Linked DNA regions of Homo sapiens: region 1 is linked to region 2. A link is an interaction called in ENCODE POLR2A ChIA-PET data of the cell type or tissue named here. Cell type or tissue: K562. All regions are shown on one strand.

Evidence for each region. Peaks named below come from ENCODE experiments on the same cell type or tissue, not always from the same donor. Only the 100,000 strongest peaks of a DNase experiment are listed, where the experiment ranks them.
Region 1: POLR2A ChIA-PET joins it to region 2 with 5 read pairs; 34 of 35 experiments call an interaction of 5 or more read pairs at or near these places.

What each region holds. Positions count from the first base shown.
Region 1 is chr17:63,769,452-63,771,951 of GRCh38, forward strand. All of the region lies in intron 1 of CCDC47 (coiled-coil domain containing 47), which reads right to left. Among named protein-coding and RNA genes, the nearest start is that of CCDC47, 2.9 kb to the right of the region's middle. In K562, no CTCF peak of the experiment used is centred here; a DNase peak (open chromatin) is centred at 990; H3K4me3 peaks cover 1,276 bases.
Region 2 is chr17:63,821,659-63,824,158 of GRCh38, forward strand. FTSJ3 (FtsJ RNA 2'-O-methyltransferase 3) reads right to left here. Exons shown (of 21, transcript NM_017647.4): 12 at 2,426-2,500; 13 at 2,159-2,294; 14 at 326-510; 15 at 65-185. Among named protein-coding and RNA genes, the nearest start is that of PSMC5, 4.5 kb to the right of the region's middle. In K562, no CTCF peak of the experiment used is centred here; no DNase peak of the experiment used is centred here.

The DNA of each region.
Region 1 (2,500 bases), 52 kb before region 2:
AAAAATACAAAAATTAGCCGGGCATGGTGACAGGCGCCTGTAATCCCAGCTACTTGGGAGGCTGAGGCAGGAGGATCGCTTGAATCAGGAGGTGGAGGTTGCAGTGAGCCGAGACAGCGCCATTGCAGTCCAGCCTGGGCAACAAGAGTGAAACTCCATCTCAAAAAAAAAAAAAAAGAAAAGAAAAGAAAAGAAAAAGAAAACAAAAAAGTTTAACAGGGATGTCAAATTTTTTGGTTTCCCTGAGGCACAACGGAAGAAGAATAATTGTCTTGGGCCACACATAAAATACACTAACACTAATGATAGCCAATAAGCTAAAAAATATCTCATAATGTTTTAAGAAAGTTTACGAATTTGTGTTAGGCCACATTCAAAGCTGTCCTGGGTCACATGCGGCCTGCAGGCCATGGGTTGGACAAGCTTGGTTTAGAAAAACATACATTTACATACAAATATTAGTTAGCTTGTATGGTAGAATTCTGGATATTTTGTCTTTATTTTTCTTTCTTTTTTTTTTTTTTTTTGAGGCAGAGTCTCACTCTGTAGCCCAGGTTGGAGTGTAGTGGCGTGATCTCGGGTCACTGCAACCTCTGCCTCCTGGGTTCAAGCGATTCTTCTGTCTCAGCCTCCTGAGTAGCTGGGTTATAGGCACTCACCATCATGCCTGGCTAATTTTTTTTGTAGTTTAAGTACAGATGGGGTTTCACCATGTTGGCCAGGTTGGTCTCGAACTCCTGACCTCAGGTGATCCACCTGCCTCGGCCTCCCAAAGTGCTGGGATTACAGGCATTTACAGGCATGAGCCACCGTGCCCGGACTAATTTTTTTTTTTCTGTAGTGTACTTTTGTCACTAGAGAAGAGGCATTGCAGACTGCGGAACAGGTTTGGCATGGAGGCCTGAAATAGCATATTTTAGGAGCCTGGTATGATAGGACATTGGGTTTGTAGACTCAAGTGGGAGAAAGGAGGCTGGAAAGGCCCTCAGGGGCCAGGTCATGATGAAATCATTACTGGCAACTGCAGGGAAGTGATAAGGATGGAAGCCATAATGCAAGCAATTGAGTATTAACGGAAGTGAGAGTATGGCAAAGGGAAATATGTACTACTCTTTCAAGGTGCTCTGAGATGGAGAATATTCTAAATCTCATTTATAGCACTGAAACTTCTTAAAGAAATCAGTTTAATATCGAAGGTTATTGTCGAATGCCTTGCAATCCATGGATGCTCAAGAAATTAAATGCTCTTAAAGGCTGGGCGCAGTGGCTCACACCTGTAATCCCAGCACTTTGGGAGGCCAATACGGGCAGATCAGCGGAGGTCAGGAGTTCGAGAACAGCCTGGTCAACATGGTGAAATCCCGTCTCGACTAAAAATACCAAAAAATTAGCCAGGCATGGTGGCACACACCTGTAATCCCAGCTACTTGGGAGGCTGAGGCAGGAAAATTGCTTAAACTTGGGAGGCGGAGATTGCAGTGAGCCAAGATCATGCCACTGCACTCCAGCCTGGGTGACAGAGCGAGACTGTGTCAAAAAAAAAAAAAAGAAAGAAAGAAAGAAAGGAAGGAAGGAAGGAAGGAAGGAAGGAAGGAAGAAAGAAAGAAAGAAATTAAATGTTCTTAGAATTAAAGTTCATAAAATTTGAAAGGTACAAATGATTTTGAGAAATGCCATAAAGGATAGGCCAACGGTACAGTAGGCCCTACCCATGGGTTCCACATCTGTGGATTCAACCAACCACAGATGGAACAGATTTGGAGGCAAGAACAGTTAAAAAAAAATACAATTAAATTAGGTATTATAAGTAATCTAGAGATAATTATATAGTGTATATACATATACATATATAAGTATATGGTAGGAGGTGCATAGGTTATACGTAAATACTACACCATTTTATATAAGGGACTTGAGTATCCATGGATTTTGGTATTCTCAAGGGGTCCTGGAACCAATCCCCCATACATATCAAGGGAGAACTAAACATTCTTTTTATACTAGTTGATCCTTCAGGTTAGTATCAAGGGACAATCTATGGGAAAGCATGCCACTTTGTCAATGCCAGCCTCAAAGAGGTATGGGATGTGTCTCTAAACATCCCTAGCTTCCTTTAACCATCTTTAGTTACTAATGAGTGTTTTTAAACTCTGGAATGTATATTTTCCACTTCCACTAGGCCTAAGGGTCTTCAGTCCTCTAAATTACTACCTGTTAAAGTTTCTCTTCTAGTTTTTCTAGGCTTTCCCTCTAGTTCTCATGTTGTGATATTTGGTCAAAAGTGGAAGAAATATAGAAAACAGCACATACTTTGGTGAAATTAGACTTGGTTTAAAATGTCAGCTCTAGGCCAGGCGTGGTGGTCCACGTCTGTAATCTCAGCACTTTGGGAGGCCGAGGTGGGTGGATCATTTGAGGTCAGGAGTTCGAGACCAGCTTGGCCAAAATAGTGAAACCCCACCTCTACTAAAAATACAAAAATTAGCCGGGCGTGGTGGCA
Region 2 (2,500 bases):
ATCAGCTGCCCTTCTCCCAAGGAAGACTCATCTCCCCGCAGTCTTGCCCCCGGCCTCTCCTTACCTTTGAGAACCACAGGTTGGCTTGTTCTTCCTGCAGTACTGCCTTTTCCTCCAGTGGTACCAGCAGTGGATTCTCCTCCTCCTCCTCCTCTTTATCATCTTGCACTTCAGTAAGTCGCATACTGTAGACCCAAAGGAAAGTAGGGGGCTCAGAGACCCAGATTGCCTGGAGCCCTTGCTGCCCTACTCAGGCTCTGGTAGTACCCACCCTAACACTTCCTCAGAGTGGCAGCATTCCCTTTGGTGCACACGTGCCCCTTACCGCTTTTGGTCCCTTAGACCCTGATGTCCCCTGACTCCTGCCAGCTCCTCTGGATCCAGGTCACTATCCAGAGATGTGTCATCACCGTCGTCCTCAACATCTGACACATAGATATCATCCCTTGGCAGATCGGACAGAAATGTGTCTGCTGCACTCATATCCCCTTGTGTTACTTCCTCTAATAACTGAAGTGTAACAGAAACAAAGGTAAACTATTTAAAAGGAAATATACTGTTTTTTTTTCTGTGTCCCTCACCTCAGTCTATGCTCAGCAACACTAGAAAGAACACTGGCAAATCCATTATCCTTTCACAGATGGGAAAGCTCAGATCCAGGGTAGTGAATGGCCTGTTTACAACATCCCGTTCTAGGCTGGGTTACTGATCTATCCCACTCAGCTGTCTTGTCTCAGTGGTATCACAAATAGGTCTTAAGGAAGGTACCTACAGCCCACATAGCACCAAATCTTAACATATTCTACAACACTGGTTTTCCTTTAAAAATTATTCTCAGACAGCATCTCAATCATCTCCTGAGAATACCGTCTACACAGTTTGTTTCCACTGAATAAAAGGGGCCCAGCCAACATACATCCAACAAAACTGTTCCACTTAAACCAATTGTCAGAACCTTTTATTTTCCTCATGGTAAAGATACTAGGCTGGGTATGGTGGCTCACACCTGTAATCTCAGCATTTTGGGAGGCTGAGGCAGGAGGATTGCTTGATGCCAGGAGTTTGAGGCTGCAGTGAGTCATGATGGCACCACTGAACTCCAGCCTGGGTGACAAAACAAGATCTTGTCTCAAAGGAAAAACTCCAACTACTATTTCTTGAGTGTTTATCACATATGAGGGATTACACCTATCTTTTTTTATTCCTCACCAAAAACTCTAGTAGGTAGGTTCTATTATTGTTTTACAGATGAGGAAACTGAGGCAGCAAGGATAAGTGGTAGTCAGCTCAGTCACTTCACAAAGCTCCAGGTGGTAGAGCTGGGAAGGAAACCTGAGCCTGTGTCTGCTCTAGGGCCACCATGCTCTACTGCCCTCCTGTACAACAAAGATGACCTGATTATGACACTCCCACACATAAGCCACAAAAGTTCATTTTGTTTGTGACCCTGATTTTGTCAGGAAAAACATGTTCTTCAGTATTCAGTGGAAGTACCCTAATGCGAGTGCTCACTTGGTCTCAATGAACTAAAGAATGCTGCTCCCCTCTGAGGGAGATCCTCTATTCATCTGTGCTTGAAACTCAAGTAACCTGGCAGCATCTACTATAACCTAAGTTCTTTTCTGATGTTCTAGTTCTTCAAGAATAAATCTATCAGCCGGGCGCGGTGGCTCACGCCTGTAATCCCAGCACTTTGGGAGGCCGAGGTGGGCAGATCACGAGGTCAGGAGGTCGAGACCATCCTGGCTAACACGGTGAAACCCCGTCTCTACTAAAAATACAAAAAATTAGCCAGGCGTGGTGGTAGGCGCCTGTTGTCCCAGCTACTCGGGAGGCTGAGGCAGGAGAATGGTGTGAACCTGGAAGGTGGAGCTTGCAGTGGGCCGAGATCGTGCCACTGCACTCCAGCCTGGGCAACAGAGCAAGACTCCGTCTCAAAAAAAAAAAAAATAAATCTATCACACTCATCTATCTACCTAACTCATCCTTTTTGGTTTATGTTTCTTTGTGGCCTTATACTCACCAAGGCACCCTGTGGTGAAGACAGCAACCACAGCCTATCGTTCGGCAACCTAAAAAGACATTCAACACCCCCCACCTCCAAACACCCAAACAGATCCTTCTGTCTCCTAAACCTGCACCCCCAATGCCGCCTCACCTGGTGACCCCGGATGGTGCTCAAGGAGAACATGCCAGTCTCCCCCTCGTCTGCAATGGAAACCCCAGGCAGATCCATCTTCAGCTCCACACGCTCCCGCTGCTTTCTCTGCTCACGCAACAGCTTCTTTTTCTTCCTGAGGGGGTGGATTGAGGGAGTAAAACCGGCCCAGCTCCAAAGTTTCTATCCATGCCTTGCATTTTCTTCTCCCATCTTCACACAGTCCCTGCGTTGGGGAACTCCAAGCTCTACCCCAGCTCCTTTCACCTCTTCAATTCCGCCACCTCCTGGGCCTTCATTTCTGCCAAGGTCTGGTTCAGTTGTTCCTCCTCCTCCTCTTCC